Linked DNA regions of Homo sapiens: regions 1 and 2 are each linked to region 3. A link is an interaction called in ENCODE POLR2A ChIA-PET data of the cell type or tissue named here. Cell type or tissue: OCI-LY7. All regions are shown on one strand. Links, peaks and the distances in the headings refer to the core of each region. The heading gives the core; the rest is flanking DNA. Region 1 overlaps IRAG2 (inositol 1,4,5-triphosphate receptor associated 2). Region 2 overlaps IRAG2 (inositol 1,4,5-triphosphate receptor associated 2). Region 3 holds the start of LINC02909 (long intergenic non-protein coding RNA 2909).

What was found. Peaks named below come from ENCODE experiments on the same cell type or tissue, not always from the same donor. Only the 100,000 strongest peaks of a DNase experiment are listed, where the experiment ranks them.
Region 1: POLR2A ChIA-PET joins it to region 3 with 6 read pairs; 5 of 35 experiments call an interaction of 5 or more read pairs at or near these places.
Region 2: POLR2A ChIA-PET joins it to region 3 with 6 read pairs; 7 of 35 experiments call an interaction of 5 or more read pairs at or near these places.

The regions. Positions count from the first base shown.
Region 1 is chr12:25,071,687-25,082,313 of GRCh38, forward strand. IRAG2 (inositol 1,4,5-triphosphate receptor associated 2) reads left to right here. Exons shown (of 22, transcript NM_001366544.2): 7 at 7,558-7,604; 8 at 7,712-7,776; 9 at 7,970-8,077. Among named protein-coding and RNA genes, the nearest start is that of IRAG2, 24 kb to the left of the region's middle. In OCI-LY7, for the core only: no CTCF peak of the experiment used is centred there; no DNase peak of the experiment used is centred there.
Region 2 is chr12:25,083,953-25,094,579 of GRCh38, forward strand. It overlaps IRAG2 (inositol 1,4,5-triphosphate receptor associated 2), which reads left to right. Exons shown (of 22, transcript NM_001366544.2): 11 at 4,148-4,205; 12 at 5,662-5,725; 13 at 5,811-5,838; 14 at 6,105-6,245. It also overlaps the pseudogene CENPUP2. Among named protein-coding and RNA genes, the nearest start is that of IRAG2, 37 kb to the left of the region's middle. RefSeq lists an enhancer at 9,057-9,226. In OCI-LY7, for the core only: no CTCF peak of the experiment used is centred there; no DNase peak of the experiment used is centred there.
Region 3 is chr12:24,992,413-25,003,039 of GRCh38, forward strand. LINC02909 (long intergenic non-protein coding RNA 2909) reads right to left here and starts at 5,053. Exons shown (of 4, transcript NR_171024.1): 1 at 4,820-5,053; 2 at 3,785-3,927; 3 at 3,395-3,655; 4 at 1,012-1,915. It also overlaps a transcript of IRAG2 not described here. RefSeq lists enhancers at 5,612-5,741, 5,992-6,101. In OCI-LY7, for the core only: a CTCF peak has its summit at 4,205; DNase peaks (open chromatin) are centred at 3,879, 4,159, 5,069, 5,889 and 1 weaker place; H3K4me3 peaks cover 4,524 bases; H3K27ac peaks cover 5,000 bases.

The sequences.
Region 1 (10,627 bases), core at 5,322-10,321, 81 kb after region 3:
TTCAGATTTGTCCAGCTTCAAAGGATACAGGCCTTTGTCATGGCTACTCTTAGTACACTGAATTTAGACATTTTAATCATAATTACTTAGCATTACCTTGAAAGTATTTTTTTTTTTTTTTGGCTAAGAAATGTACTGCCTTTTATATCTAAAAGGACCTCCATATTGACTCTTATTAGGATATGTGACTGCGTGGTTTTGTCTGTGCTTCACACCCATTAAGAAATAGGAGCTGGGCTGGGCGCAGTGGCACACGCCTGTAATCCCAGCACTTTGGGAGACCGAGGCAGGTGGATCACCTGAGGTCAGGAGTTTGAGACCAGCCTGGCCAATGTAGTGAAACCCAATTTCTACTAAAAAATACAAAAATTAGCCAGGCATGGTGGCAGGCGCCTGTAAAACCAGCTCCTTGGGAGGCTGAGGCAGGAGAATCACTTGAATCCGGAAGGAGGAGGTTGAGTGAGCCGAGATCGTGCCATTGTTCTCCAGCTTGGGCGACAAGAGCGAAACTCCATCTCAAAAGAAAAAAAAAGAAAGAAAAAGAAAAAAAAGAAATAGGTGCTAACAGACATCACAATCGAGCCTCCAGTCACATGCTCCTGTAAGTTCCCTGAAGATTTTCTTGTGTCTTCTGTAGTTTGCAACAGCCCAGGAATTAGTCTGTTGGCTGCACCTTCTGACTGATCCCACCAATTCTCAACCTTCCCATTCCAGGTTTCTGCTCCACTGGAGAATCTCAACAGCCTGGTAACTGTACTCTCTGCCTCTGACCCTTGTCCCTTGAGCAACTCCCCACCTACCATCATTTTATACTCACATTATCTCTTAAGAAAATAGAAAGCTCTCCTTAGAAAACGCTTTTCTAAGCATTGTCATTGGTAATAATTACAGGGAATTAGAGTAAAATATAAGATATAAATTATTTTAAAAACATAATATATGTTTATCATCCCAGTGGACACCCCAGACGATGGGTGTTTTCTTAACTCCTTGTCTCTAAATGATGGATTCTGTCAATCTCTACAGCCTTATAACAAACAACTTGACCTGGTATTGGAGTCCCTCTCTAAACTGGTTGCAGTCTACCTTTTTACCTTTATTTCCCCATTGTTGTGTATGGTTGTGCCTGTACGTCAGCCAAACCAGGTAGCCTATATTGTCAGAATATATCACGCAAACGTGTTTGTGCTGTTTTCTTTGCCCAGAACAATGTATGCTTTTCCATTTATCAAAATTCTATTAGACTGTCAAGCCCCATTTCAAAAACCAATAAAAACTTTTTTTGTGGTAGCATAAAATGTTGACATTCAAGCATCTCCAGTCCTTCTTGAGGTGGAAATCATAATGGATTAAGAGTGGGGAGATGAGGTTTTTCTGTGGGTTGGCCTCTGTGTGAGTCTGGGAAAGTCGTGTTTTCAGGCCTGTTTCCTCATTTCTCAATGATCCAACTCAGAAAAAAACTAAGCTCACTTCCTTCTTTAAGACCCTTGTAATTCTCTGTGCCCCACATTTCTTGTCATCTGTATGCTGGTTTGCATTGTAGTTATTTATTTTCTTATATTTATTTGTGTATTAGGTGATAAAATTGCTGGACAGTACCTTTATTTGGCCATTAACCAATGCGCATGTAGCACCCTGCATAGGATTATATACAGTAGCTGCCCAATAATATTTGTTGAATGCCTATTTATTTAGGTTGTACTCACTACAACGTCTGTTTAAAACACTGAGAGTGAGCACTCAATTAGCTTACTGCTTTCTGACTCATTTCTTGGGCTGGTGCTCCTAAGAACTTGAGATTTACTTTCTGTTCCTTCCCCATATTCACAGAGGAAGCTGTCTTCTAATATCTTTCCCAGAAGGCACAGTGCAATATAAAAGTGAACATCATTATTCATAAGCAGGTCTTTGGGAGAGCAAAGAACGCTAACAAGGTTAATGTCTCAAAAAGAACATCTCAAAGTAAAATAATTTGGAGCCCTGTTTGGGACATTCTTGAGGAAGAAAGAACTTCTTTATTCACCCAATAAATTAGTTTATTTGGGATATTCTGGTGTAGTTAGGAAAGAAGGAAACAAATTATTTCCAGTCCTTATCTTTTGGAGATTCATTCTGAAATATTTACGGATAAAAATGTTATGATGTCTGCCATTTGCTTCAAAACAAGGTTTAGAGGGTGAGAGTTTGAAACAAGATTGGCCATAGGTTGGTAATTGTTGAATCTGCATGACGGATATACCAGGATTCATTAGATTCTTTGTTTTGTCTACTTTTGTATTTATCTGAAATTTTTCCTAGTAATGCTCTAGAATCTTTAGCCACATAGCATAGGCTGTAGAATGAAGCACATCTAGATTGAAGACTGGCTTTATTACTTATTAGCTGTGTGAACTTGGACACATGACCTAACCTGTCTGAATTTGCTGTGTCCCCTGTGAAATAGACATTGATTTTCATAGTTCTTTTGAGGATTCAAATAAACACACACAAATACTTTACATATATACATATATTTCCACATATCTGTATCACTGAGTTCTGGCCTAACCTGTCCATGGAAACAAACCAACTAGGTCATATGTAGAGGCAAGACACTGCCTCTCAATGCCTTGTTTCCCCACTTGCTGATGACTAAGAAGGCCTTTCCTTTCATGGAGTCATTTCCCAACATTTCCAGTGAGTTCCAGAGGTGAATACCAAATATATCCCCATGTTCTTCAGGCCTCACCGACTAGTGGCTTCCATGCAGACTTTTAACCTCTCGAGAAATTGTGGGGCCAAGAAGTTGGTTTCACGACTCATGTCTCTGCAGTTCTTTTGGTTTGTTGTCCACACTGTCCTATGACAACAAAGTTGATTCTTCCTTCTATCTTACTTCAGTCTCAACTCTGACCCCACCAAGATACTCTGTAACATACGCAAAATACCTGAATCATAGTAAAACCTCAAAAAGAAAATTAGCTGGTCATATTTCCCAGAATCAGAATTATCAGCAGCATGAAGGCCAGAGTATATCTTGAAACAAGCCAATGATTTGGAGATGAATTTCTCTGTTTTTCTTTTGGCTGTTAAAAAAATTACATATACCAAATATTAAGTGTCTTGTCTCTCTTTGCGTTATCCTTCATGTTATTACATGCTTTTGTCTAAGATGTACTATCACTGGGAGGCGGTGATTTATTAAGGCCAAGAACAGGATCAATTTAAAAATATCTCAGAAGATTTTCTGGCTATTGTCTGTCCTGTTCTTCCAAGTTGTATGTGGGTGCAGCATTAATAACCTTGGAGAATAAATAACATTGCCAGTTGCAAAATTGGAACATGTAGAAGTTGACTGATAACTATATTATAAATGAACCTGAAAGTGGTGGGTGTAACCTGTAGATCTGAGGGTGTGGTATACCTTTAGTTAGAAAGAGAAAAAATAAATGCAAACCTATAAGCAAATTTAGCTTTGTTTAGGTTCCAGTAGTTCTAATCTTTTAAAATTCAACTTAGCATTGTTCCTCTTTTTGGAACATTTAAACAGACGCTGAGTCAAGTCAGAAGTAAGTCTAATAGACTCTTTGTTAAGTTATTTTTTTGTTCTCAGAAAATCACGTTTATTTAAGTATCAGTTATCTAAAATGGGTCAAATAGTAAACATTACATTGGAACCATAAATATTTATTAGTAGAAGGTTTCTGATCACAAAATCTGTAGTTTAGTATTTCATATAAAAGAGCAAAAATAAAATAATCCTGGGATATTAGGCCAATTAATCTTAAAAGTTATTTTTTATTGTTCATGTTGTTCAATCTAAATATTGAAATAATATTGCTGTGTGTGTGTATGCGTGTGTGTGTGTGTGTGTGTGTGTGTGTGTGTGTGTATGTGTGTCTCCTGTGTTTGCTGACCCAGCCCATGGGAGAATCTGTTTCATTTTTTCCATGAGTACTTTTGCTACCCCACCCTACATTAGACTCTTGCTGTCAAAAGCAAATGGGCTGGACCATGGATTTTTCATGTAAATGTTATGCAGGTTAATATTTGAATGGCTTGGACAGAAAGAGCATTCTCCCTGCTCTGTGCTATCGGCATGTGTTAGATTCATTGACTTGAGCCAATCTTCTACATGTAAGTGAATCTCTCATCTGAACTTTCTTTTTCTTATTCTTTATTTTCCTTGATTTTAAATTATATCTAGTAGATTATCTTTCTCATGATCTGTCCAGGTGTCACAGTTGGTGCGTGCTGGTTATGTTCTGCTGTGGGCCTGGTTTGCTGGTTTAAATAGAGGTGGCTTTAGAAGCTAGAAGAAAAGAGCCCAAATGTGGAAAGTTTTTGCCCCAACCCCTTGAGGGTTTCATCTCCAGCTTTCATGAACTGTTGTCCTAAATTTGAAACCAGATCAAAAAAAAAATCTTCTTTACTCTAGTTAGTCTCACAAGAAGAAAAAAAAATTGTCATTAGACCAAACTTGTGAAAACTTAGGATTGGGATATGTTGTATATTGGGTTGTTTTCTGATTACTGACTTTTACAAAGATGAGTGCTTTGAGAATAACATCCAGTTGCTTACCTTGCTACTGTTCCACAACAAGGTAGTATTAAATGGCTACTAAACATAGGCAATTTCTCCAAAATCACATAATTATTTGTTTAATCAATAAATATTTTGTATTTATTGAAAGACTTCTAACTACAATGTTTCATATCTAACGTATAGGGCAAAAGAAGGCCTTACACAGAGCATTAGGGCAAATGAGACTGATATGTAACATAATGGAGGCAAACTGTATTTTTACTGTATTTATTACTTTGGCTTTAAATACTAATTAGACCTTTTTTTGAAAAGGTTTGCAGAAATGATGTACTCTCTTTTCCCCAAACTGGAAACTGGCATAATGGAATAGAAAATAAGAACTGCATTCTCTTTCATATTTCTTAAATATGAATACCCATGATCTTGACAGGTACAAAATGAAGGCTTTTCTGACAAGTGTGTAGTGTTTTTTAGTTATAGTGCAATAATAAATGTTATTTCATGCTACAGATAGTAACAATGTGTTTATATGTGTTAGGATATTATACTTTATTATTATTAAGAAATCAATTCTTATTGATTTTTATGAAGGGTTACACTCAATAAAACTGAAGGATATTTAATTTTCTCCTTTTTTTATAGCTTCCTTTCTTTTGTTTTCTTTCTTTCTTTTCATTTTTTTTAAAGCAGGGTCTTGCCCTGTCACCCAGGCTGGGGTGCAGTGGTATGATCACAGCTCACTGCAACCTTAACCACCTGGGCTCAAGCAATCCTCCCATCTCACCCTCCCAAGTAGCTGCAATCGCAGGTGTACACCACTGTGCCCTGCTCATTTTTTAGTAGAGATGGGGTATTGTCATGTTGCTCATGTTGGTCTCAAACTCCTGGCCACAAACAGTCCTTCCACTGCAGCCTTCCAAAGTGTTGAGATTGCAGGCGTGTGCCACCGTGCCTTGTTCATTTCATATATATATGATATATATATGAAATATATATATGATATATATGAAATATATATGATATATATATGAAATATATATATGATATATATATGAAATATATATGAAATATATATGATATATATATGAAATATATATGATATATATGATATATATATGATATATATATGAAATATATATATGATATATATGATATATATGAAATATATATATGATATATATATGAAATATATATACACATAATAGTATAGTTAAATAAACATAAAAATTACTAATATAATTTATTTAAATATTTTAAAATAGGGCCATTATCACGTAACTACAATTTAAGGTACAGTTTCTCTTTAAAATTGAATTCAGATATCCCCACGCTGTTAATTCTGCCCTGTGCATATTACTTTCCTCTGTGGCATGCTGCTTATAAATTGTAGAGTAGGATTTGTATTATATATTTCTCTCCATGCTTGGCCTACGGGCTTCTTCAGGATAAGAACTGTGTGTTTATATATAATCTTTAGCCCTTGTCCCTGTTCCTAGCACAAAGTGGGCTTTGGATGAAAGTTTGTTGAATTAAATTAAACTGGTGTCATGAGGGGTTTCAGTCATGTATGAACTGACCCAAAGTCACTTAAGGCAGAAACAAAATGAAGTAAAAAAGAGAAAAAGTTGACCAACATCATTGATGCAGAAGTAGGTATAAATCCTCGCTTTGCAAGTTCGATTGTAGATTTTTCTAAACATTTGAGGTGAACATCTTACAAGTCTACATTAAAAATCATCAACCAGTCTAAGACAATAATTGGGAAGTCTTTTCCTCTCCAATAGCCTAGGTTAGGGTATGCCCAAGTTGGTTTTGTTTACAGTGGAGAAGACACTGTATTTAGTTCGATATGTGTTTGAAAGCTGACTCCACCATTCTGACTGGTCTTGGGAAATTACCTTATTAACTGGCCTTCATTTCATTACCTGTAATAAGTAAATCTTTTCTTGCTAAAATCTGCTAAGGTTGTTGGGAGAATTAAATGAGATGATATATTAAAGGGCTCTTGTAAATTTTAATGTACTAAACATATATAAGCTACTATCATTGTACTGGATAAATACAAATTCAGCAAACCCTTAGTAAACCTGTACTTTACTTGTCTGTGACTATGGGAGATACTTTCTGGGACTGATTCTAAATACTGTGTTTGATATACAATATTCCCCCATGGGAACCTATTGTTGGTTGTGACAGTTAGTAAGTTCTGATTATGGAATAACTAAATGCCTTCTTTTTACTTTGTGTAGGTTTTCCATATGTCTGAATGATTTCAGTTTTATTGAATTTTAATTTATTTTTCTAAACTAAATCAAATAATTAAAATAATATACTAGAAAAGCTTGTTATTAGAAATGAAACTATGTTCTCACTGTATTTTTTGAAAAAGAAAGTTGTACAACTTTAATGCCCTAAAGTTACCCCCAAAATAGGAATTCCTTGTAGAAATTAAGAGGTTCATAGAAACTTTCAAACACTTGCCCTGGCAGGCTGGGACTATAATTTTGTTAAGCTCTTTTTGAGAATCAAGTAATAGGTGCTAACTTAGATGTAATCCTTCAGATCTCTCAGATATGGATTAAGTTTGAAATGCATGATTTTTCTAGCTAGAAAACTAAGAGCAATTTTAAAATTACCAGGTCAGAAATTTTAGGTTGAGTGCTATTCCCACACATAGAAATGTTGTTTCATGCCCTTGTAGAATTTTCTGTTTAAAGAAAACTTGACTTAAGCGTATGAAATAAACCCTATCTGCCATTTGAGTTTAGAATTTGTTTTGCCCAAAATTTTTATCAGATTTTTTTAAATATCAGACTTGTAAATATACTTAATATTGGATTTTTGGGTAAGTGCAGCTTTGAGGAAGTGTGTATATCCATCTGCCCTATACCATCCCATTCCCATATCCTTTCCAAAAGAGCTGAGTAAATATGGGTTCATTTAGAATTGTATGAAAATGTTTGCTTAAAACAACCTCTTTGGAATGGAAAATGTCAAATTGTTGAACTTATGTCTCCTTTCTTTTTCCTTAAGGAGAATGGTGTTGAACGCGTGTGTCCTGAGAGCCTGCTGCAGTCCAGGTTTGCTTGTTTGTGTTGTGTGTGTGAATTTGTATGCATATTTAGTTGGTTTTAAGAGAATTATTTGGACCTGACATTCCAAAACATGTTTGCTATCTTTTTGGCAGGGAATATTCCTCACTACCATTACCCAGACACACTTCATCGACAGACGGTACTATAACTTCAAGTGGTAAGTGGATTTGGAAATAATATTAAAATAGACTGTTAGTATTACAGCTTTCAGCCTGATGTTCTGTGACCTGCTGGGGTGTGAGCAAATGAGAAGAACATAGGCAAATACTCCTTTTGCATAGTATAGTTAAATACACTATATATAATATTATGTGCATAGTATTCGCACCATTTGTTTCTCCTGTTGACAGATCCTGGATTAGAAATTCTGAATATGGCTTCTTGTGACCTTGACAGAAACTCGCTCTGTAAGAAAGAGGAGGATACAAGATCAGCTTCTCCCACGATAGAGGCCCAAGGTAAAATGTTGACAGGTGTAAGCATGATTTTAATTCTAAAACACGAAGCAAGTCTATAAGCTAGTGAAGTAACTATCCACACTAGCTCAATAATGTTATTTAATTTTTTTTGTAAAATAATTCTTATAAAACAATTTTGAAGATATAGTCTGCAGAAAAGAAATCCAAGTGGTAACTAACCATGGCCTTTCACACATAAGGATGGTATCAATTTTTTTCGATTTTGTAGCCAGAACAAAAATTATGATATATTGTAATGGGACAAATATTTCCTATGGCAAAGATTGACTGGAATTTACTGGGTTTCAACTGTAGCACAGAAGTGACATCATCTGCTTAGGAAATTCTTGGAATCCTAGTTCGAATTTATCAGGTTAGAACGATGGAGCAATTAGCAATGGTCCACCCAGAGGCAACAGAACTAACCAGTTGGTTTGTTAGGTCCTTTTCTGCTACTTGACTCTGAAAACAATGTAGTTATTCTCGACCATTCCCAGTGAGACACCACTTTAGTTGACATTCATGGGAGGAATAGGCTCTAATTCCCATAAAAAAAAATCAATCAAGGAAAATTCATTCTTTTTCTTTTATCTTTTTTTTTTTTTTGAGACGGAGTCTCGTTGTGTCGCCCAGGCTGCAGTGCAGTGGCATGATCTCAGCTCACTACAAGCTCCGCCTCCCGGGTTCACACCATTCTCCTGCCTCAGCCTCCCGAGTAGCTGGGACTACAGGTGCCCGCCACCACGCCCATCTAATTTTTTTGTATTTTTAGTAGAGACGGAGTTTCACCGTGTTAGCCAGGATGGTCTCGATCTCCTGACCTCGTGATCCACCCTCCTTGGCCTCCCAAAATGTTGGGATTACAGGTGTGAGCCACCGCGCCTGGCCAAGGAAAATACATTCTATCGTTTTAACTCGACGTTTAAGTTTGAGATAGAGGTGCTAAAATAGAATAGCCACAAAATTGCAGAAATGGAATCCATTTCATGGGTTAATTACAGAATGTCTTTATACTCCACCTTATGTCTAATAAGTAAATCTTTTAATTAAAAATACACCAAGGTTCCATTTGTTACCTATCATATAGACAAAGAGGCACAAATTTGATTACACTCTGTTGGTAAAGTTGTAAGAACAAAAGAAAAGTGCTGTAGGGAATCTAACTTTTTGTAAATATAGTAGTCCCCTTTTATTCACTGGGGCTACATTCCAAGACCGCCAGTGGATTCCCAAAACTGATAGTGCCAAATCCTATACACACTATGTTTTTGGCTATATAGACATACCTACGATAAGTTTAATTTATTAATTAGATATTTACAGCAATAACTAGTAATAAAATAGAACAATTTTGACAACATATTGTAATAAAACTTATGTGAATGTGGTCTCTCTCTCTCTCAAAATATATTATTGTGGCTGGGCGTGGTGGCTCACGCCTGTAATCCCAGCACTTTGGGAGGCTGAGGCAGGCAGATCACGAGGTCAGAAGATCGAGGGACCATCCTGACTAACACGGTGGAACCCCGTCTCTACTAAAAATACAAAAAATTAGCCAGGCGTGGTGGCGGGCACCTGTAGTCCCAGCTACTCGGGAGGCTGAGGCAGGAGAATGGCGTGAACCCGGGAGGCGGAGCTTGCAGTGAGCTGAGATTGCACCACTGCACTCCAGCCTGGGCAACAGAGCAAGACTCCGTCTCAAATATATACAATTGTATGTAATATTTTCAGACCATGGTTGACAGCAGGTAACTGAAACCATGGAAAGTGAAACCTTGGATAAGGGAGGGCTACTATAATGTGGAGAGAAATGTTCTAATATCTATCAAAATGTTGAATGTATATATCCTCTGATACAACTATTCATTTTCTAGGAATTTATCCTATAGATAATATGCACACACATCCCAAATAACATATGCAAATGCTTATATATTGCAGCATTGTCTGTAATAACAAAATATTAGATTTTGGCATATCCATGTAATAGAATACTAATATGCAGGCATAAAACATAAATAAGGAGACTTTTTTCTTACAATAACATAAAAGGACTACTGTTTCTTGGGGGAAAAAAGTACAGAATGTTAAGTATAGTGTACACAATTTTGTGAAAAAAAGGACAGAAAAAGTTGGTTTTTGGTGCACATGGGGACGGTCTTACTCTGTTGCCCAGGCTGGAGTGCAGTGTTACAATCATAGCTCACTGCAGCCTCAAACTCCTGGGCTCACATGATCCTCCTGTCCCAGGTTCCTCAGTAGTTGGGACTACGGGTGCAAGCCACCACATTTGACTAATTAAAAAAAAATTGTGAAGATGGGGTCTCACTATGTTTCCTAGGCTGGTCTCAAAGAAAAAGTTTTTATGTATGCATGAAATATCCCTGGAAAGCTAGACAAAATTTAATAACATTGTGTCTAGGGAGATAAACTGGATTTCTGGAAGTCATGGATGGGAGGAAAAATTTTCACTGTAAAACATTTTTACGCTTTTTGATTTATGAACCATATGAATCTACTACTTGTCCTAAAATTTTTTAAAAACTAAAG
Region 2 (10,627 bases), core at 409-5,408, 89 kb after region 3:
AGATGGCAGGCCAGAAAACATGTCACGGAGGAAGTACCATGTTAATGGCATTGAAAGTTTTACAGTTGCATGGTAAAGCTCTATAAACATAAGGAGAGCTGGAAATGATTAGAGAAAAGAGTTAAATTCCTTCCTTAAAGAGAAAATTCATTAGGCCCAGAGTGGTGGCTCATGCCTGTAATCCCAGCACTTTGAGAGATCGAGGTGGAAGGATTGCTTGAGCCTAAGAGTTTAAGGCCAGCCTGGATAACATAGGGAGACCCTGTTTCTACAAAATATAAAAACAAATCTGCCGGGTATGGTGGTGCTTGACTGTTGTCTCAGTTATATAGGAGGGCAAGGCAGACAGATCACTTGAGCCCAGGAGTTTGAGGCTGCAGTGAGCAATGAGCATGCCACTGCACTCCAACCTGAGCAACAGAGCAAGACCCTGTCTCAAAAAGAAAAAAAAGAGAGAGAGAGAGAAGACTCATTTCCACTTCTATGAATTAATAATCATTAAAGAGTAACTACAGGTCTAATTTCATGATTCTTCAAGGGTCTTGCTTATGTCTTGCTTATGTCTTGCTATGTTGTATGCATGGAGGGGTGTGTGTGTGTGTGTGTGTGTGTGTGTATTATTGTTTTTTTCTTCTCAATATACAAGCATTGTTCTAGTTAAGCATTTGGTTGCAAGAAACAGAGACCCATGCAAGCTAACTCAAGTTAAGAGGAGGCCATGGCACAGACTTGGGGCAAAAAAGTAGATGAAAATTTTTCAGCATTTCATTCTAAAGATAGTGAAATGATTGGATTTGTGATTTGGAACAATGACATGATGTCATTCGTTTCCTTTGTTATCCAGAGGCGATTGATTCCAAGAACCCCACAGATACCAAAATCAGAGAATGCTCAAGTCTCTTATATAAAAATTGCATAGTATTTGCATATAACCTAATGAAACGGGAGAGTTCCCTGATTCCCCTTGCAGGACATGCAGCAGTGGTGTGTCTCACCTGCTTAGTCACCCCATAGTTCAAGCCCCTAGGGGGAACATGCAGACCAGCAGCTGCAGAGGCCAGGGCAAGCGCTTTTGGGCTCTGCCCCCTGGCAGCATCTAGGGGTCAGTGTCTGTGATTCCCAAAGTCCAAGTGAGTGTGTGTTACAAAGCTCTTTCAGATTTGCCATCTGCAGACAGCTTGTGTGTTAATTAGCTCAATGGACCCTCAGCCTTATCACAAGGGCAGAGGGCCAGTGTGACAGCTTTCTGTATCCTGAGCTGTCGCTCAGTGTCCCAAAAGAATCAGATCACACGTGAGCTGGAAGGATGAGTGCAAGGTTTTACTGAGTGGTGGAGGTGGCTCTCAGTAAGATGGATGCGGAGCCAGAAGGGGGGATGGAGTGGGAAGGTGGTATGGAATGGGAAGGGGGTATTCCCCTGGAGTCAGGCTGCCCAGAGGCCATACTCTTCTCCAACTGCCCCAGGCTAAACTCCCCTTGGCATCCAGACATCCCCCCTCTTCTCTCTTTCTCTGCCATGTCATTCCACTATTGTCAGTCTGCCAGTCTGCTGGTCTGCCAGTGTTGTGTGCTCACTTCAGCTGCTTGTGTTGTGTGCCCACTAAGGTCTCGGGTTTATGTTGGCACAGGATGAGGGGCATGGTAGGCCAGAGTGGTCTTGGAAAATACAACATTCAGACACAAAAACAGGAGTGCCTGTTCTCACTTAGGTCTGCAGGCACAGGCCTGAGGGTGGAGCCCTCACTGGGGACCCCGCCTTTCTCTATCCAGCACTTCCCTGCCCACCTCCCATATCACTAACACATCCTCTTATATACTTTAAATCATCTCTAGACTGCTTATGATACCTAATACAGTATAAATGCTATGTAAATAGTTATAATGACAAGAAAGGAAATCTGCGTGTGTTCAGTACAGATACAACCATTGTAGGCCTAACTACATTTTTTTTAGTTAAATCCATAGATGCAAACCCACAAATACAGAGGGCCAGCTGTATAGGTAGGATATAGTGTTGGCTAGCACATATGCTGAAAATGGTTGCTCCTAGTAAAAAATGAACAGAAGAAAACTCAAGTCCTTTACTCTTTCATAGTAGAATCTTCTGAGAGAATAAAATTCCTTCTCATCTCAAAAAAAATATAGACATAAAGACACTTTTTAAAATAATGGATCAATTTGCCATTGGAAGTTGTGGGACTGGTTAGGATACTATGGCAATAATTCAGATGAGATGAAGGTAGTATGAATTTAGTGAAGGTGGAGAAAAGGAGATAAATTTGAGAAATATTTAGGGGTAGAATTCACAGAGGATGATGACATGTCACGGGTATGGGAAACGGTAGATACCCAGGCTTATGGCTTAACCTACCGAATGAATAGAATAACATGACAGTAGGGAAGGAGGAAGGAGAGTAGAATTTGTGGGGTAAAATAAGATCAGTTTGAGACAAGTCAAATTTCAGGCTGATCTGAGACATTGATAGTCGGTAAGGAGATTTTATATACGGCTGCATACCCATATTCATAAACTCACCTGTGCGGTTTTTGAAAGCTGACATATATTTGTGAATTATCAGCAAAAATCCAAGTGTGTGGATGAGATTTCCCAAGGACTGTGGCAGGAAGGAAGGGAGCATTGAGGATAATGGAATCCTGGCTAACAATATCTACTAGAGAAGGCAGAGGAGACTGAGAACGGGCTGTGACGCGGGGCTGGGGCATCAGAACAGGGAAATCAAGGGGAAAAAATCTTCAAGAGGAAAGGATGTATAGATAATTTTAGATGCTATAGTAAGGTCAAGTAAGATAAAGACTGAAAATTATCCACTGGATTTGGCAATAGGGAGTTGATAGCTGGTGAGAACACTTTTCTTGGAGTGCTGTGTAAAGGGGTAGAGTAGTTAATTGATCACGAATGGGAGAGGAAGAGCTAGAAACAGCAGCCACACACAACTCCTTATGTGACCTTAAAACATATCTATATGCGGTAAAAGCCTAACATAACACTGTCTTAGCAGCCATCTTTGTCACAATTTCTCCAAAAACCTATCTAGAAAACTCCATGTGATAGCCCTATATCACCCACACCTTACCTTTTCATCTATCCAGTCCTACCTCTTCATCAAACTTCAGCATGTTTCTTGTCTGCAGAAATTCCATGCTACTCAAGTCATGGTGTCATGGTGCCACTCTCCTTCCTTTTTTTTTTTTTTTTTTTTTTTTTTTTTGTTGAGACAGAGCCTTGCACTGCTGCCTAGCTTGGAGTGCAGTGGCATGATCTCGGTTCACTGCAACCTCTGCCTCCCCAGTTCAAGTGATTCTCCTGCCTCAGCCTTCAGAGTAGCTTGGATTATAGGCCTGCACCACCACCCCTGGCTAATTTTTGTATTTTTAGTAGAGACGGGGTTTTGCCATGTTGGCCAGGCTGGTCTTGAACTCCTGACCTCAGGTGATCCACCCACCTCAGCCTCCCAAAGTGTTGAGATTACAGGCGTGAGCCACAGCGCCCTGCCATTTCCTTCCTATTAAGAGCACTTGTTTATCTATCTCATTTATTTGGCAATTAATCCTAGTTTGCATTGTTGTAATTCACATCATGTTTGCATCTTTTCATGTATTTACGCCCTTTTTGCTTCAACTAGATTGGAAGCGCCCTTGCAGCCAATTTTATTTCCTTCTTAACAGCATTAAAAACTGTAGAGCAGGGGTCCCCAGTCGCTGCTGAGCCAGGGATCAGAACCCATTCGAGGCTGTTAGGAATTGCGCCGCACAGCAGGAGGTGAGCGGCAGGCCAGGGAACATGACCACCTGACCTCTGCCTCCTGTCAAATCAGTGGTGGCATTAGATTCCCACGAACCCTATTGTGAACTGTGCAAGCGAGCCATCTAGATTGCATGTTCCTTAGGAGAATAACGCCTGATGATCTGAGGTGGAACAGGTTCCTTCAGAAACTGTTTCCCCCTCACCTCACCCCCGTGGAAAAACTGTCTTCCAGGAAACTGGTCCCTGGTACCAAAAAGGTTGGGGACTGCTGTTATAGAGTGTTTTTGTCAGAGTAGGCTTAGGAGAGGACAGGAAGTAGGAAAATGACTGGTTATGAAGTATTTCCACTCTATGTACAGTGGTAAAATCTTATGATTTTAGGAAGCCAAAGAGGAACCAGAAACAATAGAAGAACATAAAAAAGAACATGCTTCAGGAGGTAAGGAATGTTTCTTTCAATCCCCATGTGAACTTTTGTTCTCTGCTGATATTTTTGTGGGTGAAATCTGTCTGAATAAAGCTATGTCACTTACAAATTCTGCATCTCTGGATAAGGTCAGTCAATAGGACCGATTATTGATTCCATTTGTGTCATTTTCAAAAAGCCACATTTGCATTGTGTTGACTGTGCGATCCCAGAAAACCTGTAATAACTGGTGCTCTATTGTGAACTAAGAACCAAGCGAATGTTGGTAGCAAATGCTATGCTCTACTGTTAGTTCTTTTTTAGTATCCCATCTAAAAGTAAAGCCCCTATTTACAGAATAAGTGCTAATATGCTTTTCCCCTTAGCCTACCTCCATTGGGATGGAATAGTGGATAGAGTTCAGGCTTTGGAGTCATAGAGACTCTACATGGGATCAATCTCTGACTAGCTATTGATCTTGGAAAGTTACTTAACCTTAAGTCTCAATTTTCTCATTTGCAAGAGGAAAATGAAAAGAAGAAAAGTACACTTAATTGAGAATATATTCTATGCTGAGAACTAGGCTAATTTCATGTGCATAGTTTTATTTAGTCCTCCAAATACTATGTGAGGTGGTAAATTGTGATTCAGTTGCCTAGCCTATAAAATGTGGACAATAAAAGTATCTACAACAGAAGGTTTGCTGTGAGGATTGAATAAATTAATATGTATGAAGCACTTAGAAAAGTGGCACCAAAGTTCTCATAAAAGTTAGTTACTATTATAAAAAAATCAATCTTATCTTAGATGATAAGATATCTTTATCTTATCAATCTTATCTTAGATGGCTTAATGACTTTGTGACTTGTTCAAGCTCACATAACTGTAAGATTCAAACAAAGCTCAGACTTAAACCAAGTTTGTTTGACTTTAAATCCAATGCTCTTAATAACTAATACATAGTCCTTGGTAAAGTTGTCATAAAATCATATGTGTAAAATGCTTTGCTCTGTGATTGGCAATATAATAAAGCCATGGTTGATGCCATGTTTATTGTCACTGTTATTGTTACCAGTATTATTATTACTACTATTATTATTACTACTACTGTTCCTGCTACTGCTAATAAAGCCTTGATCCAAAGAAGAACCAGGATACCAGTAGGAGGTTTAGGCTTTTAGCCATGGGATCAAGTATAGCAAACATGCAAATGCAAAGAGAACAAATTGGGCTGTTGCTTGATTCTGAGACATCTTTAAGTATGAAAGACTATTCACATGCTGAGGTATAAACAAATGATTGTAATGGCATTGTGATCCCAATAGCTTAGCATAACATTATAATTTAAGTGCATACATTATTAGCTGGCGATCATCTCAGACATATTTAAATGAAATACTTTTGTTTAGTGGAGATATAACATTAGATCAAATGTGCTTTTACAGGTCAAGCCTTTTTAACCAAATAATATTTTATTATATTTTAATAGACTCTGTGGTTTCCCCTCTTCCTGTAACCACTGTGAAATCGGTTAACCTTAGACAAAGTGAGAAGTAAGTGCTTCTTCATGTAGCATGTTAACATGTTTTATTTTTCTGTTGGATTATGTTTAAATATGTTTTTTGTCTTATCCTACAGCACTTCTGCTAATGAGAAGGAGGTGGAGGTGAGTTTAAAGCAAATTTTTTTTCCTTTTAAAAAAGTGTTCCAGACTCACCTGCTACAGTCACTTCATGTTTTGGCACAAGCTCTCATATGCTCGGTGTCTGTTTGGCTTGGCTGTGACTCAGTGCAGGTGAACCCTGTGCATGTCAGCATTATGTTGCTGGGGGGAGAAAGAAATGCCTCAGTATAAAACAGTATTAAACTGAAACATCTGACCACATCCGGTTTTCTCTCCTCTTCCTCACCCTCACATTATTTTGACAACAGGCAGAATTTCTCAGATTATCTTTGGGATTTAAGTGTGACTGGTTTACCTTGGAGAAGAGAGTGAAGCTTGAAGAGAGGTCCCGTGACTTGGCAGAAGAAAATTTGAAGAAAGAAATCACTAACTGTTTAAAACTATTAGAGGTGAGAATCAGAACATTTGGGATATAAACATTTGGTCTAGCCAGGCACAGTGGCTCACACCTATAATCCCTGCACTTTGGGAGGCCAAGGCAGGAGGATCATGGGAGACCAAGGCAGGAGGATCACTTGAGGCCCGGAGTTCAAGATCATCCTGGGCAACATAGTGGGACCCCATCTCTACCAAAAAAAAAAAAAAAATCAGCCAGGTGTGATGATGTGTGCCTGTAGTCCCAGCTACTTGGGAGGCTGAGGCAGGAGGATCATTTGAGCCCAGGAGTTGGAGATTGCAGGGAGCTATAATCACACCATTGCATACCAGCTTGGGTGACAGAGTGAGACCCTGTCTCAAAAACAAAACAAAAAACACCCACAGAAAACATTTGGTCATATTTTCAATAACACTTTCATAATTACATATGAAATTACTTGTATGACCCAAACCAGTACCAGGTGCCAAGCTCTGCCTGACCCAAATGTGAATCATAGAAAGTAAGAATGCAGGATCAGGCTGAAATAAAAGTTTCACTAATAGGAGAGTATCAGCTATAAAATGAAAAATGTCTTTTTAAAGTAGGTTGCATGAGTCATCTGCCTTTTCTCTGGATTTTCAAATTTCAGGCAGAAAAGGAATCATACAGAAAACTGAGCAATAGGAAATATCAATTTTAAGCTTCAAAGAAGAGAATCGAGTCTATTTCCATTTATGATTAACTGAGGAAAGAGAATGGTAACTGATTCAGTCTTGCAGATGATGGGCAAGCCTGCTGTAGGGTACTGAGAGAAGAATGGGGGTGCAGAGGAGTGTAACAACTACTATTATCCTTCCATATGGTGAAGTTACCATACATTTAGAGATGAGCTGGAAAATTAGTAGGCTTAGTTTTGGATGAAGGACATTAAAATTGAGAAACCATGGAAAAGAATCACGTTATTTTTTACCGTGATAAAATATGTAACATAAAATTTATCATCTTGAACATCTTCAAGTGCACAGTTCAATGTAAGTTTATTTACATTGTTGCAAAACAGATCTTGAAACTCTGTACCTGTTAATTTCCCTTTTCCTCCTTACCCCATCCCCTGGTAACCATTATCCTACTGACTCTATGAATTTGACAACTTTAGGGACTTTGCATAAGTGGATTCATACAGTACTTGTCTTTTGTAACTGGCTTATTTCACTTAGCATAATGTCTTCAAGGCTTATCCATATTATAGCATGTGAGCGGATTGCCTTCTTTTTAAGGCTCAATAAAATTCTCTTGTAGCTATCAATTTTTGCTTATCTATTCATACATCGATGGGCATTTGGGTTGCATCCACTTCTTGGCTATTGTGAATAGTGCTGTTAGAAACGTAGGTGTATAAATATCTCTTGGAGACCCTTGGAGACCTTGCTTACAGTTCTTTTGATTATATCTAGACTCAGGAGTGGGCTTGCTAGGTCATATAGTAATTATATTTTTAATTTTTTAGAAACCACTGTACTGTTTTTCATAGCAGCTATATCATTTTAGATTGTTACCAACGGTGCACAAAGGTTCCAATTTCTCCAAATCTTCACCAACACTTGTTATTTTCTGTTTGATTTTATGATAGCCACCCTAATGGATGTGAGGTGGTATCTTATTGTGGTTTGGTTTGTATTTCTCTAATGGATAATGATATTGTGCATCTTTTCATGTGCTTGCTGGCCATTTGTACATCATCTTTGGAAAAATGTCTATTAAAGTCCCTTTCTATTTTCTTTGCAGAAAAAAATTTTATTTATAAAAGTACAGTTTCAGGGCTGGGCACAGTGGCTCACTCCTGTAATCCCAACACTTTGGAAGGCTGAGGCAGGCAGATACCTGAGGTCAGGAGTTTGAGACCAGCTGGCCAACATGGCGAAACACCATCTCTACTACAAATACAAAAATTAGCCAGGTGTGGTAGCGGGCGTCTGTAGTCCCAGCTACTTGGGAGGCTGAGGCAGGCAGATCACCTAAAGTCAGGAGTTTGAGACCAGCCTGGCCAACATGGTGAAACACCATCTCTACTAAAAATACAAAAATTAGCCAGGTGTGGTGGTGGGCGCCTGTAGTCCCAGCTACTTGGGAGGCTGAGGCAGGAGAATCGCTTGAACCCGGGAGGCAGAGGTTGCAGTCAGCCAAGATCACACCACTGCACTCCAGCCTGGGCAACAAGAGTGAAACTCCATCTCAAAAAAAAAAAAAAATTAACTGGGCATAGTGGGACACACCTGTAATCTCAGCTACTTGGGAGGCTGAGGCAGGAGAATCGCTTGAACTCAGGAGGTGGAGGGAGCAGTGAGGCGAAATCATGCCATTGCACTCCAGCCTGGGTGACAGAGCAAGACTCTATCTCAAAAAAAAAAAAAAAAAAAAAAAGGACAGTTTCAGAAGGTAACATAGTAGCATAAGAGTAATCTTTCTATAGGCATATTTTAGTAGACTAGTCTCTCATTCCTGGTGGAGGAGCTTCTCTCATTGATGGCTGATATTTTACAGAAGATTTTCAGCTCCCAAAAGTGTTCCTACTTTAAATAACACCTGGAAGGCTGGATGAATCTTATGTTTCCTTTACGTTTGGTTCTTTCTCCTGAACATCTGAATACTTCCGATGGAGTTGTTTTGAATTAGATAAGAAATAGCTGCATTCCTAAGGGAAGACTGTTCTCTCCTTAAGTTCATAATATTTTGTTTGTAGTTGTTTCAGTTGGTGGCTCTAACCAAAGCAGCTCATCCTGGACTTCAGTCAAACGCTGTCATTTCTTTTTGATATCTGAAATTACCTTAGCATTCTTCTTTTTCAGATTTTTCAATATCTGGACTTTTTAAGCATTTTGTTGAGTTCTTCTTTACTAGTACAATAAAATTTATTGATGTGTTTCTTACAAATTTTAGATTCTATTCAATGTTTATACTGGACGAGGTTTTTCTCAAATGCAGGCAAAACAATATTCAATTCCATGATGTCGTTGGTTTTCCTTCCTTCCAGACACCAAATATGCACAATGTTGGAAATATCTGAGTCTATTGCTTCACTTCTTGATTTCTTCCTTTTGCCATAAGATATATTCCCTTTTTTCTGGGTTTTGCTTGACTTTCTGTTGTCAGTGTGTCTTTTTCAACAGATGGCTGGGCATTAATGGGTCCTATGGTTTTGGAAGTGACTGAGTCGGCTGGTTTCTCTGAAAGGGCTGAAGATGCTGTAGTTGGAATAGCCTCGTGTTGTTGGGTCTTTATTTTCTCCACTGACTTAACTTTTCTTCTCACATCACTTTCTTCAGTGCTTTCAGACTCATCGCTGAGTTTGAGTTTTCTTCCTGGCTTTTTGCACTCATTTTTGCAGATTCGTTTTCACTTCCTTCATTTTCAGAAGTGCTCGAGCTTCTTTTTGCTTCTTTTCCTGCAGGAGTTGAAGTGGTAGATAATCCACAATATTTGGAGAATTCTTCATTGGCATACATAGATGAGCTGTGTAAAGGAGGATCAAAGGTTTCATAAGGTTCTTCATCTTTCTCATTTTCACCAAGCCTGCCAATTCTTGAGACGGCAGAATTATTAGGAAAATCAAACACATTGGTAGGCTTGCACTTTTGACCAGCTTTATCTTTCACAGGATGTATTCTTCATAAAATGTTCTTTGAATATCATGGACCTGCATGCCCGGGAGGCTGCACTCAATGTGGCAGGGCCATCAGGCCACTCTCTTTCCATTTTTTAATTGAGTTATTTGGATTTTTAATTGTTGAGTTGCAGGAGTTCTTTATATAGTGTGGATATTAACCCCTTATCAGTCGTATGGTTTGAAAAGATTTTCTCCCATTCTATAGGTTGCCTTTTCTGTTGACTGGGTCCTTTGATGTATAAAGACTTTTAAGTCTGATGTAGTTCCATTTGTCTATTTTCACTTTTGTTGTCTGTGCTCTCGGTGTTATATCCAAGAAACCATTGCCAAAACCCATGTCCTGAAGCTTTTCCCTTATGTTTTCTTCTAGGAGTTTTCTAGTTTGGGGTCTTACTTTTAGGTATTTAATCCATTTTGAGTTAATTTTCATATATGATGTAAGGTAAGGGTCCAATTTCATTCTTTTGCATGTGGATATCGAGTTTTCTCAGCAATATTTTGTTGAAGAGACCATCCTTTCCTCATTGTGGATTCTTGGCACCCTGGTTGAAGATCATTTCATATACATTTATTTCTGGGCTTTTAATTCTATTCCATTGGTCTATATGTCTGTTTTTATGTCAGTACCACACTGTTTTAATTATTGTAGCATTGTAATATGTTTTAAAATTAGGAAGTATGAGTCCTCCTACTTTTTCAAAAGTGTTTTGGCTATTAGGGTCCCTTTAGATTCCATATGAATTTTGGGA
Region 3 (10,627 bases), core at 3,447-8,446:
TCAAAGACACTAGAGAAAAACAGAGGAGAATGTCTTTATGATTTTTGAGTCACGAAAGCTTTCTAAGGCTAACACGAACTCAGAAGGTATAAGAAAGAAGATTGAAATTTGACTGCACATTTTTAAAAATCTGTGTGGCAAAAACACCATAAACAAAAAACACAAATAACACCTGGTGAAAATGTATTTGTAACACATCCTACAAAGAACTAAATCTTGTAATATGTAAAGAGCTTTTGTGTATTGATAAAATCAAGCCCCATTCAAAAATGACCAAAGCATACAAATAAAACATAGAAATGGAAATACAAATGGCTTTAAACACATGAAACCATATTCATAAGGAAAGAAATCACAAATTACACTGTTTTTTGGTCTTTTTTTTTTTCCTTTTTGTGGAGAATGGGGGGGGGGTCTCACTATATCACCCAGGCAGGTCTTGAACTCAAGCTATCCTCCTGCCTCTGCCTCCCTAAATGCTGGGATTACAGGTGTGAGTCACCATGCCTCTTGAGAAATGCATATTAAAATAATGAGATGCTATATTTCACCTATCAGATTGGCAAAGACCAACATATTGTGTTCGTGAGGGTGTGGGGAAACAAGCAGGCTCACAGATTGTTGGTGAGACTGTAAATTGGTACAACCTCTATGGAAACCAATTTGGCATCAGCTAGCAAACTTTTAAAACTAGCCAGGTTTAGTGGCTCACAACTGTAATCTCAACATTTTGGGAGGCCAAGGCAGGTAGACTCTTGAGCTTAGGAGTTTGAGACCAGCCTGGGCAACAGGGTGAAACCCTGTCTCTACTAAAAATACAAAAATTAGCTAGGTGTAGCATGGCTGTAGTTCCAGCTACTCGGGAGGCTGAGGTGGGAGGATCGGGCTTGAACCCAGGAGGTCAAGGCTGCAGTGAGCTGTGATTGCACCACTGCCCTATAGCCTGGGTGACAGAGTGAGACTTCCTTTCTCTCTCTCTCAAAAAAAAAATTTATATGAAAGTTAGTAGAGTTTTTTTTTCTTTTAGTCAAATCTGTTTATTTGGATTATCTGCATGTTCTTAACCAGAAGGAAATGCTACACAGAGTTGAAGAATAAAGACAAAATATTAAAAATTTAAGGTAGGTATTATGTTCTTTGTATAATGTGGATAACAGCCATATTGAGCTACGGAAAGTAACATGACAAAAGAATCTCTGAGTGTATATCACTCACGGTCCTTTAGGAAATCGATAGTACCTTTTTTTAAAAAAAAAAAAAAGGAGGCTGCAAAGAGTTTCAATTCTTGAAAGTGTAGGCAGGGTTAAGGGAAACAGCATGGGGTGGTGGGCAACCTCAGGTGCTGGCATCTGGCTCTAGGAAGCCATTACCCTCCCTGGCAAGAGGCAATGGAGAAAACACTTACAGAACCAAGTGAACACTGTCACTTTGGGAGAGGCCACCTGACAGGGGCTGTGGAAAAGCGTGAGCCACTGTCAGACAGAGACCTGGCAGGGTGGGAGCCAGGAGAACAAATGCTGCAGACTCTTCCTCCTCCTGGCCCTCCATCTGCTGGGCCCTCCCACTGGCCACATTCAATGGGAAATCAGAGGGCAAAGGAGCCAGACTGATGCTGTCAATAGAGGCCTGTCTCCTGGGATGCTGAACAAAGATGGGTTGCTCTTGCTCTGCATCCACGGGATAGATCCGGAAGGGCAACGGATGATTTCATTCAGTGTAATATGCATCTTGGTAATATATTCAGGGCCTTGCTTCATTTCCACCTTTCTCCAAAAACATATTATCACTTTTCTTTCAAAGTAATTACTTCTGTAGTAATCCTTTTTGGAATGGAAGCCATAGATCATTCAAACTCCCAATCCTTTTCTTTCCGAGACAGCATCTTTATATGAAAATTGTCATAGCATGATGTAGGCTGATTTAAAAAAAGAAGAAAAAAAGGCTTTCTGAAGAGACTGCATTTGCACATTAAAGTCCAATTAAAAGGCTGGGCACAGGCACTTTGGGAGGCCGAGGCAGGCAGATCACTTGAGGAGTTAGAGACCAGCCTGGACAACATAGTGAAATTCTGTCTCTACTAAAAATACAAAAATTAGCTGGGCATGTTGGCGCACGCCTGTAGTCCCACTTACTTGGGAGGCTGAGGCATGAGAATTGCCTGAACCAGGGAGGCAGAGGTTGCAGTGAGCCAAGATCACACCACTGCACTCCAGCTTGAGCAACAGAGCCAGAATCTGTCTCAAATAATAATAATAATGATACTTCATTTAAAAAAGCAACTTAAAGGCAATGATACCTAGAATATAAGCACATTAAAGAGTATATTATGAGAAATAAATAGTGCATTTTACATAGAGTGGGTTTTGAAAAATAAAAGTTATGTTTGGCCATGCATGTACTGGAGAAGGAGTCCATTATCTGGTTTTCTTCTTTTCTTTCCTTTGTTTGTTTTTATTATTGTTGTTTTTGAGACAGGGTGTTGCTCTGTCACCCAGGCTGGAGTGCAGTGGTGCAATCTCTACTGGCTAACTGCAGCCTCGACTTCCCAGACTCAAGCTTGATCCTCCCACTTCAGCCTCCCAAGCAGCGGGACTACAGGTGCGTGCCACCATGCCTGGCTAATTTATTTTTTACTATTTTATTTTATTTATTTATTTATTTTTTATTTTTATTTTTTATTGATCATTCTTGGGTGTTTCTCGCAGAGGGGGATTTGGCAGGGTCACAGGACAATAGTGGAGGGAAGGTCAGCAGATTTACTATTTTATTTTATTTTATTTTATTTTATTTGAGACAGAGTTTCACTCTTTGCCCAGACTGGTGTGCAATGGCTTGGCTCACTGCAACCTCCACCTTCTGGATTCAAGTGATTCTCCTGCCTCAGCCTCCTGAGTAGCTGAGTTTATAGGCATGCGCCACCCTGCCTGGCTAATTTTGTATTTTTGGTAGAGATAGGGTTTCTCTATGTTGCCCAGGTTGGTCTCAAACTCATGGGATCAAACAATCCACCTGCCTGGGCCTCTCAAAGTCCTGGGATTACAGGCATGAGCCACTGCACCTGGCCCCTTTCTTCTAATAGTGCCTCTCAACCATACACCTCCCACCTCATTTGTATTTGGTTAGACAAAGTGACTCCCTCAGATCAACCAGGGATTAATCCTGGAGCTCCAACACATATTTAAAACTACTGGCTTGATAGTCTAACAACATTGTAGATTACCTAGAGAGAAGCAGATACGTTATTTAAACGGATTTCTTGACCTATTTACATGATAAGATTTAATTTCCTTGAAATGCCATTTTGAAAACTGGGATTGGCATCCCTTACAGGTTCTCTAATTAGTTGCTTTCAGATTACTTGGCAAGTAAAGGACTATGTTGTTATGAACCCCACCTGCAGTATATCCCGAACAGGAATCTCCATCTTGGGTTTCTTTTTGTAAAGTCTGCATTTGACCCCTTTACACTCTTTTCCGTGTTCATAAACGTGCTCAGGGTTGGAAAAGCTGTTTCAGTAGAGATGGCATATTTCTGGTGGCATTCGGGGGCAGGTACAGGAGTTGCAGGCATCCATCGTATGCTGTCCAGCGTCTGCACGTTCCCTTGTTTGCTCCCAGTGGGTAGAGAACCCGGCATTGTGGGTACCTTATTAGAACTGTCAGGAGGTAATATTACATAAATAATGAAATAACATGTTAATGCAATTCATTACAGGTTCGTTGGAATTTATTGTTCAGGTTATTCCTTTCACTGCTCTGAGAAACATCAGGTATACTAGACTCACCTGAAGCAGGATGTAAGCGTATAATTTGTCAGACGGGCAATATGGTCTAGTGGATCCAGAATTTGAATATTATTTCTGGCTCTGCTGCTGGCTTCCTTTATGACTAGGAGGGAAATGTCTCTGGGTGTTGCCAGTTTCGGTATCTGTGGATTGATAAGCAGATCGCAAGCATGGATGTTATAATAGGTTATTTCATGGGAAATTAAACAGCAAATCTAATGAGAGGAGCGGGTTACTTGGTCATTTCTTTCTAGGTGCTATTTGGTGCTTTAAGAGGACCTCTAGTATTGGATAAGTTAAAGGAGTTTCAGAAAGTGCATCATAACAACATTACTGAGAGCTCAGAATGTGCTACATGGTTCTGAGGGCCATCTGCGTATTAACCTCATTTAATCCCTGCAGCACACCCGGAGGTCATTGCATGATATTGATGCAATTTTACAGATGAAGAAACTGAAGCACATATGGTTAAATAATTTGTCCAAGATCACAAAGCTAGTAAGCAGCAGAACTGGGGTTTGAACTCAGGTTATTTAAACTCAGAGCCCCAGTTCTTATTCCCCAGTATTTGACTCCCCTTTGCTCTCACCTGGTGATAGAAATGATAATGACCAGGCTGAGCGCAATGGCTCACACCTGTAATCCCAGCACCTTGGGAGACTGAGGCAGGTAGATCGCTTGAGCTCAGGAGTTTGAGACCAGCCTGGGCAACACAACAAAACCCCATCTCTACAAAAGATACAAAAATTAGCTGGCTGTGGTGGCATGCCCCTGTCATTTCAGTTACTTGGCAGGCTGAGGTGGGGGAGTGGCTTGAGCCCAGTAGGCAGAGATTGAAGTGAGCTGAGATCGTGCCACTGCACTCAAGCTTGGGCAACAAAGCAACACTCCATTTCCAAAAAACAAAAGAAAAAGTATGAGATTTAACTTAAAAATAATTTTCCTTCATCTGATTAGAAAGTATAATCAGGATGAGCTTTAGTGTGTTGTTTTTTGTAGAGCCGGGCGGGGACCGGGGGTGGGGGGGGGTCTCACCATGTTGCCCAGGCTGGTCTTGAACTCCTGGGCTCAAGCGATCCTCCCACCTCAGCCTCCCAAAGTGCTGGGATTACAGGTGAAAGACACTGCACCTGGACTATCTTTCTGTTATTGCTGTGGTGGGGAGCACACCAAAATAGTGCCTGTCATCCTCATCCTTCCTAGGCATCTTTCCCAGCACTGCTGCTGTGATTAGTACCTTAACTCCAGCCTAGGCAGGTGCAGTGCATCAGCGGCTCTCTTCTCTAGCTTCTTTTACCTCAGCCCAAGCCACTCTGTAGAAATGGGCTCCACCCATGTCATCTGACCTGTAGGTCTCCACTCTTTCTTCCCAGTTCTCAGATGGTTCTTGGAGCACTGGCGAAGTCAAGCGAAAATAAGGTGGTGAGTTTTCCCCAACGAAATAATTAAATTTTGGCTGATGCTGGCCTTTAGTCATCGAAGGCCGAGAAAGTACCGCCCTAACCAGGGAAAAGCAATATCAGATGTAGGCTGTTCTGTTGTGTCTCAACCTCAAAATGCTTGTGGCAAAAGGGACAAACCTCCAATAAGTCTATATTAGAGGTTCAACAGAGTTCATTGAAAACTTGAAACAAATCTGAAAAGAAAAACACTCTACAAATAGGGAAAAAAGATGGGTAGCTGAGAGTGATAAAGTGAGATTCCCCAGATATGTTGCTGTCACCACAGGCAAATCTCAAATTGTTTTCAATGGAGCTTTTGGAAATTTAAATTAATCCTGCCATTTTCAGGCTTGGTCGTTTGGAATGTGTGTTAGTGAAACGCAGTGATGTAGTTTTATAGACTGTAAGAACCTTGGAGGCACCTGAATTCTTGAAGCTAGAGATTTATTGTAGGTCTTCTCTTGTTCTCTGAGAAGAAAACCAGACTTCATATAACAAGAAGTGAGACAGAAGAACAGTTTTCAGAAGCATGTGTCACTCTGCTATTTTAGGAATTGTTCCAATAAGAGATGTTTATAGTAAGCTTGGTGTGACCCAGCCAAGAAGCTTAATATAACAAGGTTAACTGAATTGTGGGAGGAAAGTTTCTAGCCTATACCAGCTTGCATTTATTAATAATCAGAAAGGTTGCGGATGACAGACTTGCTGAGCATTTACTAAATCTGGTACTTGTGGTTTGCAAATCATGTGATTAACAGCTGCTATCATCTATCCTAGAAACGGCAGGAAGAAGTGTTATTATTTTATCACATAAAATAGTAGTCACAAAGAGAATGAAAACAGTTTAATTTGGCAGATATAAAATTCACTGGTTAAGCAGAAAACCATGCTCTGCCCTCCCACTGAGCTCACTAAAGATGGGTTTCCTGGGAATGTCTCAGTGAACAGATGTTTCTTCTTAGGTTTTGATGAAGAGTTTAGTGGCATCTAATCATTAGTGAAGGGTTGTTTTGGCAAAAGGAATCTCTTGTCTATCTACACACATACTTAAATTTTTTTTTTTACGTATATTAAGGATTTTGCATTAATTACCAATAGGATCTCACATAGATGAATCATGAATGATTGACTGGCTTTCCTAATCAAGTTTTGAATGATTTTAAAAATCAGCCTGCCTGATCTAAGGTTTGGAAGTTCAATGCTCAATAAATAACTTTAGTAAAGGGAGGAAAACATTTTAAAGGAAAAAAACAGGAAAGATAATTACATTGTTAATCTGTTTGGAGTTAGAATTTGATTCAGAAAGATTTCTACAGAGCCTTTTGAATCACCCTGAAATCTGCCAGCTTTTTCCAGGATGCTGCTTTTGTACCTCTGTATACATCATATGCCATTCTTTGCAATAAAATGCAACTTTCTTAGTGATTGAATAATATAGATGTTGATAAACACAAATTATGTCATGTTGTTTACATATACATTCCTAAAGAATAAGAAATATTGTCTACATTGTACATACGTAGTAGATTAACTCATTGAAGTCAGAACAAATGTAGATTTCTATAAGTCCCAAAGAGTATGGATGTCTTAGAGGTTGATGTTGAAGTCTGCAGTTACACTGGTGGTGAAAATCAAATATATAACGAATAACTTTAGGTAAGAATCAAATCGGACTTGTTTTACAGATGTTGCCATGTGTTAGAGGATTTTACTTGTTGCTTTATAGTTTTGGATCGGGCAGATGGTTGAAAAGTGTTGATTCAAGAGCTTTGACTGTATGGAACAAGATAATTGAGGCAATAATAATAATGGGACTCAGAATCTATAAGCCAGAGCAATGAAGCATAGTTCAATCAATAGGAGGAATAAAAAAGATTAGCAACATAAGCAGTATCGATAATCTCTAACATCATTTTACATTACATTTAGCTCACATGAATCCAAGTGGAAATTCCTCTAACAGATTTATAGTTCCACTTCTTAATTTTCTGTTTATAACCCTAGAAATAGCAAACAATATGTATAACATTCTGTGCAGTGCATATAATAGCCACATAATAGATGCTCCTAAATTTTTCCTAGCCTCACTCCCAAGCTGGGATAATTTCCTATTATAGGTTCTCATGGCTCCTGACTATGTAATTATTTATTTGACATTTTTCAGGTTGTCAGATTTAGCTAAAAAAAAAAAAAATACAAGACAGCCAGTGAAATTTGAATTTCAAATAAACAACAAATAATTTTCCAGTATAACTATGTCCTGTGCAACATTTGGGGGCATACTTACACTAAAAAATTAGTCATTGTTTATCTGAGATTAAAATTTTATTGGGCTTCCTAAATTTAACCTAATAGCTCTAGTGGCTTACTTGTTCATAGCTGTATCTTCCACAGACTACGAGTTTCAGGATATTGTTTTCTTCATCATTGTATCCCCAGTATTTGCACAGGGCTTAGCACTTAGCAGAAATTCAATAAATATTGGTTGGCTGTCTAAAGGGATGGATATTAAAACTACTTTAATATATTAGATACATTGGCTCACACCAGTAATTCCAGCACTTTGGGAGGCTGTGTTGGGTGGATTACTTTAGCTCAGGAGTTTGTGACCAGCCTGGGCAACATGGGGAAACCCCATCTCTACCAAAAATACAAAAGATTAGCTGGGCATAGTGGCATGTGCCTGTGATCCTAGCTATTGAGGAAGCTGAGGTGGGAGGATCACCTGAGCCTGGGAGGTGGAGGTTCCAGTGAGCCGAGATTGTGCCACTGCACTCCAGCCTGGGTGACAGAGGGGGCACCATATCAAAAAAAAATGTATTTTAATTAAAAGTATACAAACTGAGCCAGGTGTGGTAATCCCAGCTACTTGGGAGGCTGAGGCAGGAGGATCACTTGAACCTAGGAGTTTGAGGCCGCAATGTGCTATGATCACACCTGTGAATAGCCACGGCTCTACAGCCTGGGTAACAGAGACCCAGTCTCTACAAAATTAAAAATAATTTTAAAAACCATGGAAAATGCAACTGAGGTTCATAGAACTTGAAAGCAAAAGAAGCAGTTCTTGCCATTGGGTTATCTACAAGTGTACCATCTTTATGTAGTAAATAATCAACTAAGATCGCTAAGAGGGAAATTCCTTTTAAAAGAGATAGACTCCAAGCAACTGATTCTCCTAGTACAATTCACTTTCAGTTCTTAATTTTCACTTAATGCCTTTTCAAAGGCAGTTACTGTACAAAGCAAGTTGGGCTTGTATTTTTAAGTATTCTGGCAGATTGCAGCTAATCCTTTCTACCAGGATCGAAAATTAAAAAAGACGTTAAGAGGTTTAGACAGAAGAGACAGGAGATATTTCCAAGCTGCATATGGAGAAGATGACACAAATTTTGAAATCTTTATCACCCCATCTTATTTATTAAACTCCCACCCATGTTCTGCTCTATATTAGAAAAAGCAAAACAAGTTAATCTTATGCAGCTTTGGTAGCTCATGAAGAGCCATTGTTTTCAGTGCACTCTTTATAAGGTTTAGCTTATCAACCACAAAGCAGGGCTCACTTAGGTAAGTCAGGAAAGTTTAGAAGACAGTAGAAGAAAGCCTGGGAAACATGGTGAAACCCTGTCTCTACTAAAAGTACAAAAAAAATTAAAAAAAAATGCTAAGTGTGATGGTGCACGCCTGTGGTCCCAGCTACTTGAGAGGCTTAGGTAGGAGGATTGCTTGAGCCTGGGGAGTTGGAGGTTGCAATGAGCCATGAGTGCACCACTGCACTCCAGCCTGGGTAACAGACCAAGACCCTGTCTCGAAAATAAATAAACAAATGAAAACAGATGGTTAAAGGAAAAAAAATGCCTTGGAAATGCAAGTAGAAACATGTGCCTTATGTGCTAGGAACATTAATCTAGGTCAGTTACAAATGCCTACAAAGTGAGACTGTTTGTTATGGCTTGAACAGCCTACCACATCATCATTCAGTGACAGGAGGGGACAGGATTTGGGAGCATGAGTTTCCAGTTCTGGGGTCTCTTTTAGCCTCATGTCCAACCTGTGCCTAAATTCTCTGGTTCTATAAGGGAGAAACGGTCAACTCACATTGAGAACAATGACAGATACTTAACTACTCTTTTGGTTTTTTTTTTTTTTTTTGAGACAGAGTCTCGCTCTGTCACCCAGGCTGGAGTACAGTGGCACGATCTCAGCTCACTGCAACCTCTGCCTCCTGGGTTCAAGCAATTCTCCTGCCTCAGCCTCCTGAGTAGCTGGGATTACAGGCATGTACCAACCATGCCCTGCTAATTTTTGTATTTTTAGTAGAGACGGGGTTTCATCATGTTGGTCAGGCTGGTCTCGAACTCCTGACCTCGTGATCCACCCGCCTCAGCCCCCAAAGTGCTGGGATTACAGGCCATCGTGCCCGGCCTTAACTACTGTTTTATAAGGCTCTTTGCTCGACATAGGGAAGTCAGATGTGTTCCTGCCAAGTCAGTCAACTGTAGATTTGGAATGCTTTGTGTTCAAGGGTGAAGCCTCTTCTGTCATTACTGCTACTGCACTTCTACCTTCCCCCTGGAGCAACTGAGCAGCTCTTATTTATTCAAGGTGGGAATTTCTCCAGAAAAGGTGATCCTGAAAAGTAGTTGGGAGCCAACAATCACAGCAGCTGGGGGATAAGTCCATAAGCCCACTAATTATATACTTTATATATAATTGTAGATTATCAGTTGTGCCAACAATAATGTATTGAGTATCTAGAAAAAATCACATCATAGTTTTGAGTACAAGAATTAAAAAGTATTTTTGAGGAGAAGGCATGCACACACATTGGAAACAATCCAAGAATAGAAGACAACATTGAATTAAATGACAAAATGTGTGTTACAATTATAAATCCTAGGAGAGATCAGAAAGAATGGAGTCCCATGATTAAAAACTGATTCTAGAATTTCAAGAGAGGAGTGTATTTTAGACTTCACGTTGAGAGATCATTCTTCTTCTTCTTCTTCTTTTCTTTTTTTTTTTGGACAGAGTCTTGCTCTGTCCCCCCGGCTAGAGTGCCGTAGCATGATCTCAGCTCACTGCAACCTCTGCCTCCAATGTTGAAGCGATTCTCCTGCCTCAGCCTCCCAAGTAGCTGGGATTACAGTCGCCTGCCACCATGCCCAGCTAATTTTTGTATTTTTAGTAGAGATAGGGTTTCACCATGTTGGCCAAGCTGGTCTGGAACTCCTGACCTCAGGTGATTCACTCACCTTAGCCTCCCAAAGTGTTGGGATTACAGGCGTGAGCCACCATGCCCAGCCAAGAGATCATTCTTGAATAGAGGGAAAGAAGGGTATTGTCAGGAAACAATGTAAAGGTTGAGAGATGGTCATTACCTTAAGTGGTAAAGGATTCTGTT